Linked DNA regions of Homo sapiens: region 2 is linked to region 1. The links are chromatin contacts, found by Hi-C or POLR2A ChIA-PET in ENCODE. All regions are on one chromosome and are shown on one strand. The core of a region is the stretch at or near the end of the contact, and the rest is flanking DNA. Distances in the headings are between cores, read along the strand shown. Region 1 overlaps LOC105375523 (a long non-coding RNA gene). Region 2 holds the start of NUP205 (nucleoporin 205).

Region 1 (6,003 bases), core at 920-3,419:
TGTTGATGCTCAAGTTAACAAGGCATTTTCACTTTGCATTTAAAACAAAGGTGATTTTTTGAGGTCAGGAGTTCCAGACGAGCCTGGCCAACACTGCAAAACCCCGTCTCTAATAAAACCACAAAAAATTAGCCAGGTGTGTGGCATGTGCCTGTAATTCTAGCTACTCGGGAGGCTGAGGCAGGAGAATCGCTTGAACCCGGGGAGGGGCAAAGGTTTCAGTGAGCCGAGATTGTGCCACTGCACTCCAGCCTGGGTGACAAGAGTGAAATACTGTCTCAAAAAAAAAAGAAAGAAAGAAAAAGAAAACATAGATGTTCTCAACAAAGAAGTTTGGAAATACTTCTTTCTTTGCTACAGCACGTAGAAAATAATGCTGATTGTGCACAGAGAAAACAGAAGAGAAAATACCTAGGGTTCAGAGAGAAGAGAGTGTGGTAGCAACTTTCACCCAGTAGTCAAGTTCAAAATGTCTTTTTTATTGATATAAAATAGCTGTACGTATTTGGGTGGTACATGTGATATTTCATACATATATACAACGTGTAATGATCAAATCAGGGTAACTGGGATATCCATCACCTCAAACATTTACCTTTTGTTTGTGTTGAAACATCCTAATTCTTCTCTTCTAGTATTGTAAGGAGTCTGTAGTCAACAAAATGCCTTATGAAGAAATCAGTGAAGACTCAGGATTTAAAGGATGTCTTATTAGGAAAAACATAGTAATAAAGGCTGTGGAGGAAGATTCAGTCATTGCCAATCAGTAGGTAATGAATAAAGCAGGTCACACAGGCTGGTGTCTACACCAGATCAGAAGCAAATTTTATCACTAGCCTAATTTCCTATGATGTCACTTCTGCTCTTTCCTCTCTCTCCCAGGATTTCAATCATACTGTGGCATTTTGCATCCTTGCAGTCTCTCCTTACCTTTGTTTTTTTGTTTGTTTTTGTTTGTTTGGTTTTTTGAGACAGAGTCTCACCCTATCGCCCAAGCTGGAGTGCAATAGCATGATCTCGGCTCACTGCAGCCTCCGCCTCCTGGGTTCAAGGGATTCTCCTGCCTCAGCCTCCCAAATAGCTGGGATTACAGGTGCCCACCACCACGTCCAGCTAATTTTTGTATTTTTAGTAGAGACAGGGTTTCACCATGTTGGCCAGGATGGTCTCGAATTCCTGACCTCGTGATCCGCCTGCCTTGGCCTCCCAAAGTGCTAGGATTACAGGTGTGAGCCACCACACCCGGCCTCTCCTTACCTTTTTATGTGTTCTGCTACTCACTGCTTCCATCTTCCCCCTCATAGTGACCCATCCTTATGTTATTTTAAAAAATGTTCTTTTAGCTCTGCAAGAATATAAAGTACCTATTTTCTATTGTTTTTTCTCTTTGTGGTAATGGACGAGTTTTACTTTCAGACTTTCCCCTTTTTTCTCTTTTTATGTTTTACTGCCTTTTTTTGTGGGGTGGTGGTAGTACCTGATTTTTCCTTGTTTATTCATCTTTAAATGAAGACAGAGATCTATGGAGATACATTTTTGCCAATACCTGATATAAGTATGTAGAAGAACTTCTCTTTCCTCAAGTGTATTAACAGGTTAATTGGATTCCATTTCCAAATATGAACCTGGAGGGTAGGTTGCTATGAATAACTGAGTTCAATACCAGGACCTACTAGAAATTAATCTTGGGCAACTTTGTTGAATAGCGGTAGTTCTTTGATCTTCTGGAATCGAGTTTGTATCCTGTAATTTTTAAACCAGTTCACAACTATTTTTCTTTGACTATAAATGAAAAACAACATTTTCTTACATATACCACTTCCTTTCTCTGCTCCTGGGCAATTATCACTCGTTTTATAATTTTATGTCCTACCCTGCCCCAACCACCTGCTCCCTCACCTGGGTCAGTTAATTATATACTCGAACTGCATTTTCTGAACGGACTGCTATCAGGTGGGGGAAGCTGGGAAAGTAGCAGTCCAGAGGGCCTGCCCAAATTTCTGTTTGGTGTTGCTTTCGTGTCTTTAAATTCAGATAGTTAACTTTGGCATGTCATATCTCTTCCTTCCTGCTTCTGAACTTGCCCAAGGATGGAGCAGTTTGAGGCACCTGTTTCTCAGTTCCTCATTCTCATAGCAATAAGTAGAAATGTCTCCCACATGCGGCATATGGGTAACCTGGTTTCCAGTACTGTTGTGGGATTTGGTCTTCCTGTGTCTCCATGGGCACCATCAGTCTGAGTACTTTCAGAAGCAAGTAATAAAAATTCTACTCTACCTGGCTTAAACAAAACACAATGAGGCTTTAGTGGGAGACTCACTAATCCAAAGGTAAGAAGTACAGGTGGGCATCATAAGAGACTAAACAGATGGGTCAAACGAGTTCAAGGAAGCAATTGCCTCAGCCTCTGTTCAGCCCCATGGCCAATGTCTGTTTCTGGGGTCATCTGTGGCATTTTTTTCCCTCTAGGCAAACCACCTTTTTCTACTTCCCTTGCGCATGTTTAAAACAATTACTTCAATCTTGGAACTACGTGTCTGGGCTCAAGAGAGACCAAACTGACAAATGCCCTAGTTCTAGTTCAAAATTCCAGAGGGAGAATTTCTTATTGGTCAAGTGATTCTTGATCTATACAGCTGTGACAAGAGGATCTCACCACGTAATACGAGTCACCCAGTCTGTCTTGGGGGTGAAGGAAGTGGTATAGTGGAGGATGGGGAAAGAGTAGGCAGTTAAAGTTTAAAGGTAAATAAATAGTAGGGGGGCAGTGGTGTGCACCCGCAGTCCCAGCTACTAAGGAGGCTGAGGCAGGAAGATTGCTTGAGCCCAGGAGTATGAGGCCAGCCTGGGCAACACAGCAACATCCCTGTCTCTAAAAATAAGAAGATAAATAAATAAGCTTTTACTATAGACTATAGATTTTCAGGTGTGGGGGTGGCAGGGATCGGATTTCTTTACCATAGAAGAAGGACTTCTCAGAGGCTTTAATTACCAAATTGTATTATATTATCTTCTATTTAGTAGGAGAGAAAATATAGAACATTTCTCAATTATTTTACCAAGAAACCCTTCTGGCAGAATATTTTTTTAAAGCAAGCTTCCATTTACTTTTTTTTAACTTCAATTTTTATTTTAGATTCAGTGTTACATGTACACATGGGTAAATTGTGTGATTCTGAGGTTTGGGATATGACTGAATCTGTCACCCAGGTCATGTCCCTAGTACCCAATAGGTAGTTTTTCAACCTTTGCCACCTTCCCTCCTCCAGGAGTCCCCAGTGGCTATTGTTCCCATCTTTACGTCTGCGAGTACTCAGCGTTTAGCTCCCACTTTTAAGTGAGACTATGCAGTAGTTGGTTTTCTGTTCCTGTGTTAATTCATTTAGAATAATGGCCTCCAGCTACATCTATGTTGCTGCAATGGACATGATGTCATTGTTTTCTATGGGTGTGTAGTATTCAATGGTGTATATGTACCACATTTTCTTTATCCAATCTACCGTTGGGCACCTAAGTTGATTCTGTGTCTTTGTTATCGTGAATAGTGCTGCAGTTAACATATGAGCGCATGTGACTTTTTGGTAGAATGATCTATTTTCCTCTGGGTATATACCCAGTAATGGGATTGCTGGATCAAATGGTAGTTCTGTTGTAAGTTTTTTGAGAAATCTCCAAACTGCTTTCCACAGTGGCTGAACTAATTTACAGTTCTACCAACAGTGTATAAACATTCCCTTTTCTCCACAGCCTCATCAACATCTACTATTTTTTGATTTTTTAATAATAGCCATTCTGATTGGTGTGAGATGGTTTCTCATTGTGGTTTTGATTTGCATTCCTCTGATGATTAGTGATGTTGAGAATTTTTTCATGTTTCTTGGCCACTTGTAGGTCTTCTTTCGAGAAGTGTCTGTTTATGTCCTTTGCCTACTTTTTAATGGGATTATTTGTTCTTTGCTTGTTGAATTAAGATCATTATATTAAGAATGAACTAAGTATAATGATACACTAAGAATATCTAGTATTGTTTTGGATACTAGATCTTTGTCAGATGTGTAGTTTGCAAATATTTCCTTCCATTCTGCAGGTTCTCTGCTTACTCTGTTGATAGTTTCCTTTGCTGTACAGAAGCTCTTTAGTTTAATTAGGCCCCACTTGTCAGTTTTTGGTTTTGTTGTAATTGCTTTTGAAAAGTTAATCATAAATTCTTTGTCAAGGCCTATGTCCAGAATCATATTTCCTAGATTTTTTTCTAGGATTTTTATAGTTTCAGTTCTTATATTTAAGTACAGACTATAGATTTACAGAAAGATGGAAGAGAGTAAATCAAACATAATTCACTTACTGCCATCTTACTTCAAGATTCTCAATGTACTTTAAAGTTTAAATAATCTTTTACCATAAAAGTCGTACATGAATTTATTTGAAAAATGCAAAGAGTAAAAAAAGACCAGCATTTTTTTTCTCATTCTCACCTTACAGATGTGACTACTGTTAAACATTTTTAAGTATCTTATCACAAATTTCCTACACATATTGTAGCTGAATCCAAACTTATTCTGCTTACTGCATGGCAACCAGTAAGTCAAGAGACAAGGAGTTGCAGCAAGGAAGGTAACTTTTTGCAGAGCCATCTGAGAAGAAGGCAGACTAATGTCCTAAAGAACCATCTTAAATCAGTACAAATTTCAGGCCCTTTTTATGTTAATGGCAGGGGGAAGAGGAGGGGTTTGGGATCAGGAGGCACCTGATGACCGGAGACATCTAGGTGCCAGTGAATGTATGAGGAGGCCAGGAAACCTCTCCATCTTTGGAGAGTCACAACACTCCCACAGATCCTCAGTACAACATTGTTACTTGTGTGTACACCATCCTTAACTCCTTGGGACTCATTTTAGGAAGGGATTATTATCATTTAAACAACAAGCTAAGTTCCTCTCGTAGTTAGCTTGGCCTACATGCAGAGATAAGCAAAGGCAGTTAACCTGAAAGATACCTCCATGAGGGGTTAGGAGCAAAATGGAGTTAGTCATGCCAGGGTGCCTTTTCACTGGTACAACATGCACATATATCTACACATACACGTACATACACATAAATATCATGCACTTTGGAAATATTCTATATATAATATTCTCATTTAGATTTTTCTCATTTAGCGATATGTCTTCCCAATTTTTCCGTAATTTATATACCTATTTTTATTGATTGATATTTGGATTGCTTCTTTTTTATTTTTATGTACATAGGTGAGAAATCCATAAATTTTATTCATTTTTAAAAAATCATTTTTAATTTTTATATTAAGATCTGGGGTACAAGTGGAAGTTTGTTATATAGGTAAACTTGTGTCATGGGGTTTTGCTGTACAGATTGTTTCATCGCCCAGGTATTAAGCCTAGTACTCATTAATTATTTTTCTGATCCTCTTGCTCCTCTCACCCTCCACCCTCCAATAGGCTTCAATGTGTGTTGTTCCCTTCTCTGTGTCCCTGTGTTCTCATCATTTAGCTCCCACTTATAAGTGAGAACATGCAGGATTTGGTTTTCTGTTTCTGTGGTATTAATAGTTTGCTAAGGATAATAGCATCCATGACATAAATTTTAAATATGAATTTGTTGAATGAAAGGATAGGTGCTTTTAACATTTTGAAATAAATTATTGAACTACCCTTCAAAGAGTCTATGCCAGTTGTATACCCACACAAAATAGCGTAGAAGAGATCCCCTAGCCCTGTATTCTCCCTGAAAATGTGTATTACAAAGAGTTACGTCTAATTATTTTAACTTGCAATAGATGGTGAGAAGCCAGTTGATATTAATATAAGTTCTTTGAAACACATAAAAATCTGCTGTTTTTTTTTTCCTTAATGTTCAAATATGTGGTCCTTGCTTTTAATTACTGTAAGAAACTTGCCACACAAAGGAAGGGTTATTTGCTTAGAAATTAATAGTTATTGCCAGCCTCAGCAAACTGTTGGGATAGAATGCAGCAAACACCCA
Region 2 (6,003 bases), core at 1,793-4,292, 800 kb after region 1:
GCAATCTCAACAAATTTTAAGTGTACAGTTCAGCAGTGTTCAGTGTATTCACATTGTGCAACAGATCTTCACAGCTTTTTTCATCTTGCAAAACAGAAACTCTATGCCCCCTAAACAACTCCCCACTTTCCCCTTTCCCAGCCCCTGGCAACCACCATTCTACTTTCTGTTTCTATGAGTATGACTACTTCAGATACCTCATATAAGTGGAATCATGTAGTATTTGTGTCTTGTGACTGGCTTATTTCACTTAGTATGTCCTCAAGTTTCATCCACGTTGTTTTATGTGACAGGATTTCCTTCCTTTTTAAGGCTGCATAAGGATACTATATATATGCATGTATACGTTATGTTATGTATATGCATGTATATGTATTATGCATATTGCATGTATATGACACATTTCCTTTACCCACTCAACCCAACATTCATTCCTTGATGGAAAAAGAGTTCCTTCCCTAAGACGTTTAGTTTTTTAAAAAACCAGCTCCTGACTCTTGGCTTTTAAAAATGTTTCCTATGTTGCCAATTAAACACTCCTGACACAAGGCTTTATTATACAATGTACACTCTTTGCTGCTGTTGGCAACTCCTTTTCCCTCCAATGATTTGTTTAATAATTATAATAGCTTAGGGCGAGTATGTACTAAAGGAATGTATATAGGCCAGGCACAGTGGCTCACGCCTGTAATCCCAGCACTTTGGGATGCCGAGGTAGGCGGATCACCTGAGGTCAGGAGTTTGAGACCAGTCTGGCCAACATGGTGAAACCCCGTCTCTACTAAAAATACAAAAAAAATTGGCCAGGCGCAGTGGCTCACACCTGTAATCCCAGCACTTTGGGAGGCTGAAGGGAGTGAATCACGGGGTCAGGAGCTCGAGACCAGCCTGGCCAATATGGTGAAACCCCTTCTCTACTACAAATACAAAAAATTAGCTGGGTGTAGTGGCGGGCGCCTGTAATCCCAGCCCCTCGGGAGGCTGAGGCAGGGGAATCGCTTGAACCCAGGAGGCGGACGTTGCAGTGAGCCAAGATCGTGCCACTGCACTCCAGCCCGGGCAACAGAGTGAGACTCCATCTCAAAAAAAAATTAGCCAGGCTAGCCAAGCATGGTGGCGGGCGCCTGTAATCCCAGTTACTTCAGAGGCTGAGGCAGGAGAGTTGCTCCAACCCAGGAGGTGGAGGCTGCAGTGAGCCGAGATCACGCCACTGCACTCCAGCCTGGGTGGACAGGATGAGACTCCATCTCAAAAAAAGAAAAAAAAAAAAAAGGAAAATAAATGTGTATACCTTGCGTACTGGCTCACACCTGTAAACCTACCACTTTGGGAGGCCGAGGCAGAAAGATCGCTTGAGGACAGCAGTTCGAGATCAGCCTAGCCAACATGGAGAAACCCCACCTCTACTAAAAATACAAAAATTAGCCCAGCGTGGTGGCACATGCCTGTAATCCCAGCTACTCAGGAGGCTGAGGCAGGAGAATTGCTTCAACCTGGGAGGCAGAGGTTGCAGCGAGCCAGGATCGCGGATCGCATCACTGCACTCCCGCCTGGGAGACAGAGCAAGACTCCATCTCAAAAAGAAAAATTAAAAAATAAAATAAAATAGAGAAATGTATTATATACAACCACACGTTAAGCATATCTAATTGGGAAGGAAGGACCGCAATATTAAGCATGTAACTTCATTACTAACCTTCTAATATATACGTCTAATATCATAAAATGAATTAGGTTGTGCTTAAGCAGTAGCACTAAGTAGTTTAAGCACCTAAGACTGACTTAGATCATTAGATGTTTAACTCTGGGGACATTACGTAACTATTTGAAGCCTCTATTTCCAAATCTGTAAAACGGAGTATGTAACAGTAACTACTCCAAAGGTGTATAAACGGGAACTGAATGAGATAAGCACGATAATAAGTGCAATGCTGGGATATAGTATGTGTTCAGTAAACATAGCCTTCATTATAATTTATCATAGCTTTTCTGAAATGATTTGATTTACAAAACAGATTTAGACAACTTTTCAAGAATATCAGTCCTGTGGAAAATAGAACCAATACTTTAAAAAAGAGTCCTTTTAAGTGAGATTCTCACAAGCATTTACCACACAGATATACTCTTAATCTTGCCCGCGAACTTCAGAGCATCTCAATCGAGGCATTAACATTCTAGGCACCAAATTATTTTTCCGGACTGCTCTGACCATGAAGGACTTTCTGCATCCTTGCCCCGCCTACTATGCGACAGCAGTGTACCCCAGGAAATATGACAATCAAAATGCACTCACTCATTCAAACACCACTGGAGGGCGGTACGGCCCGAATTGAGAATCACCGAAAGAGGATCCACCCCAAATCTTCCAGAGTTCCTTTACTACCTTCTAGATTCAATTCCACCCCGAAAATCTACAGCTCCAAAGGTACAAGAACATCCAGGGCCTAACCACATCCGCAGGGTTAGAAGACGTCTGCTGAAGCCCCGCCACCCTCTTCCTGACCACCTTTCAGATGGCCGACTTCATAATAGGGAGTATTCGCTGCCTGCAAGATCTCCCACCCTATAAGGAACTCCGACGCCTACTTTCAGCCTCTGCTCATGGCTGGAAAATATCTCGGGTCCTCTGGCTTCACTGTGGAAGACCTGATGCGTATTCCAGCGAAATCGGGACCACAGACGCACAGTGAAACTTGGGGGTGAGGGGGACCAGACTCAGCCCTGGGCTGTGAGAGATTACACACCTGGGTCCAGCGGCCCAAGCCTCACTGCCTGGAATCTCAAACCCCAACTCGAGGGCTGGAGCCGCAGCACCGACGCGCGCCATTCAAACTGGGGAGGGGTGGGACTCTAGGCCCAGAATTAGGGAAAAGCAGGCACCGCACATAAGTGGGGTCCTAGACTCCGAGAAACCTCACGGTCTCGTCTCTCCATGAAGACCTGGTTATCGCTCAGCTCAATCGTCTTTCTGTCTGGCCACACTTACCCGAATTTACCGCCAAAGGCGTCGCCATCTTAGAGGCGCACTAACAGAGCCCTTCTGCCGCATGGAGGCCCCGGGAAAGGGTGAGGCTGACCTGAGCGAAGCCTGAACAAAAAGGCACCACACTGTCCCCTCCACGCTGGGCCGTCCCAGGCGTACAAAAGGCTCCAGAATCTGCTCTGGGTCACAAACATCAATTTTCATTGGGATTATTCCCATTCAAATAAGGCGAGGGCAACCACTTCAGAGACACGAGGTCCTCGATCCGACGTTCATCGTGTAGTGCATCCTGGGACTTGTAGTTTCTAATGATGAGTTGGTTAAGTGGAGAGGAAAAAGTAAAGTGGAATAGAAAAAGATATTCTGAGAGTAGTTATTAAAATGACGCCCATTTATGACATTATAAAAGCCGTAAATTCAAATCATTATCTCCGCTTCAAGTTAAATCTTCCTTACAGTGGGGAGTGAAGTAAGGTATGAAGTGTCTACACCTCAAAAAGCCACTGACCGGTTACAAACTAAGTTTCCGTGACATTTCAGTTTACCAAATATATTCTGTCAACATAGTTGCGTAGAGCGAAACAAATCATAATTTTTAATTATAAAATTTTCAAACGGATACAAAATTAGAATAGCAAACACTCAGCATCAATAACGTGGCCAATTTCCCACCACGGCAGCCCCAACCCACCCTTACCACCCCAACACCCTCCCCTCCCCACCCCCCGCCCCCGATTAGTTTGAAACAGATTCCAGACATATCGTTTCATAATCACCAAGTATTTTTCTACCTGAGCACCCAAAGTAGCTGAACTCTTTCTTCAGCTGTTAAATTTTAGTTTGCTGATTTTCAAACTAAAATGTAAATAATCATTGCTATTTACAGCTATGTATTAAGAAAAATTTTATAGCCATTATCTCATTTAATCCCTGCAAACCATTCTATTGGGAAAATGATATGATTATAACTATTTATGTCAGAGACGCTCCATGTGCCTTACAATCTCATTGTATTAACTCTCCATCATTCCCATTTCACTGTTGGAAATCAGAATCAAATAATTTAGACAAAAGCATAGAGTATGTTAAGAATATCCAGAACTGGCAGGGCGCAGTGGCTTATGCCTGTAATCCCAGCACTTTGGGAGGCCAAGGCAGGCGATCACTTAAGGTCAAGTGTTTGAGACCAGCCTGGCCAGGAAGGTGAAACCCCGTCTCTACTAAAAATACAAAAATTAGCCAGGCATGGCGGCACGCACCTGTAACCCCAGCTGTTCGGAAGGCTGAGGCAGGAGAATCCCTTGAACCCGGGAGGTGGAGGTTGCAGTGAGCTGAGATCATACCACTGCACTCCAGCCTAGGCAACAGAGTGAGTGAGACTCCATTTAAAAAAAAAAAGAATATCCAGAACAGAACATTTATTCTTTTGAACAAATAATATCAAGTGACACAATGTACATTAGGTTTGAAACACAAAAATCACTGGTGATTTTTTCTAAAAGTCATTGATATATAGAGACAAATGCCAAACTACGATTAAAGTGGTTTTAAGGAGTGAAGTGGGGAAGAGAGAAAGTAAACGCAAAGGAATTTTTCAAGAAGTTTATCATGAAACTGAGAAGAATACTGAGCAGGAACTTGACAGGAAGCGGCATTCAAAGATTTCTCTCTCAGCACAGCTATTACAAGCCTTTCCCTCTCCACATGCACTTTTTAAGCCCACACGCTTCCCTCTCAGTAGATAACTTTGCTTTCTATAAAGTAACTCTTTAAATTCCAGCAACTCCTCTTCACCTGTCATTACACTTTACAAGCATTCTCTCACAGGCTTCTTCAATTCGTAGCAATTGGGATATTGCCATCATAAGCCCCTCTAAAACTGCGCTTGGTATGTTTACCAGTTATCAGTCATCAAATTCCATGGGCACTTTTCTGAATTATGATAGTTATAGGCCGGGTGCAGTGGCGCACGCCGGTAATCCTAGCACTATGGGACGCTGAGGTGGGAGAATCACCTGAGGTCAAGAGTTCGAGACCAGCCTGGCCAACATGGTGAAACCTTGTCTCTACTAAAAATACAAAATTAGCTGGGCGTGGTGACAGGACTCCTGTAATCCCAGCTACTTGGGAGACTAAGGCAGGAGAATCGCTTGAACCCCAGAGGCAGAGGTTGCAGTGAGCCGAGATCGCACCATTGCACTCCAGCCTGGGTAACAGAGTAAAAACTCTGCCTCAAAAAAAAAAAAAGAAAAAGAAAAGAAAAAGAAAGAAACAAAATTATATTATCCTGTGGCTACTGGGGCACCAATGATACTGGTTTTCCTCCTCTTTCCAGTTCTTTTTTAGTGTTTTACGTGGACTTCTCTTCCTCTTCTACCCACTAAATCTAGCTCTTCCCCTATAGTCATCTCTAGTTTCTGTCCTTTTCATTCTACATGCTTTCTGTGGGACATCTTATGGTTTCTTACTACCACCTGCTTGCTGATGAATTCTGTGTTTGTATCTCTAGTCCAGTCCTCTCTCTTGAGCTTCATATTTGTAGAACCAACTCTCTACTTCATATCTGTATTGATTGCCACACAGGCGTTTCAAAACCAACATGTCTGAAACGTAAATGATCACTTTTCCCCTAAAACTCTGCCACCTGTATCCCCACCCAGTTGCCAAAATCGGAAACCTGGGATTCTTTCTGTATTCTTCCTTCAATTGTCAAATCCTGTTCATTCTACCTCACAAATATTTCTGGAACCCTTTTCCTCTTCTCTGCTTTCTATGCCATTGTTCAAGTCTCATCTTCTTAAACTTGGTATTTTGCAATAGCCTTCTCATTTGTCTTTCTTATTTCCATCTGATCTTCCTTTCATGGACTCCTAAGGTGATTTTTATTTTTTATTTTATTTTATTAATTTATTTCAAGACACAGTTTCACTCTGTCGCTGGAGTGCAGTGGTGCAATCTTGGCTCACTGCAGCCTCCACCTCCCGGGTTCAAGCGATTCTTGTGCCTCAGCCTCCTGAGTA

What was found. Hi-C counts contacts between places; a loop is a spot of excess contacts on that map. ChIA-PET counts read pairs that join two places held with the same protein, here RNA polymerase II (POLR2A). Pooled maps may share reads with other maps.
Region 2: a loop to region 1 is called in a map with no recorded cell type, with 8 times the contacts of the local background. The contact joins the promoter of NUP205 here to the enhancer-like site in region 1. A Hi-C loop is called at or near these places in 2 of 37 single-sample maps with no recorded cell type and 2 of 50 pooled maps. POLR2A ChIA-PET finds 5 or more read pairs at or near these places in 1 of 52 experiments (OCI-LY7).

Annotation. Positions count from the first base shown.
Region 1 is chr7:136,355,662-136,361,664 of GRCh38, reverse strand. The region is part of intron 4 of LOC105375523 (a long non-coding RNA gene); the gene reads right to left. Among named protein-coding and RNA genes, the nearest start is that of MTPN, 380 kb to the right of the region's middle. RefSeq lists an enhancer at 1,898-1,997. Within about 2 kb of position 2,169, at least 2 of the 41 ENCODE cell types and tissues checked have a DNase peak (open chromatin) inside an H3K27ac peak, as active enhancers do; they include OCI-LY7, where a contact is called at or near this core.
Region 2 is chr7:135,554,956-135,560,958 of GRCh38, reverse strand. NUP205 (nucleoporin 205) reads right to left here and starts at 3,042. Exons shown (of 43, transcript NM_015135.3): 1 at 2,987-3,042. The coding sequence starts at 3,014. RefSeq lists enhancers at 2,332-2,451, 2,522-2,581, 2,642-2,691, 3,072-3,201.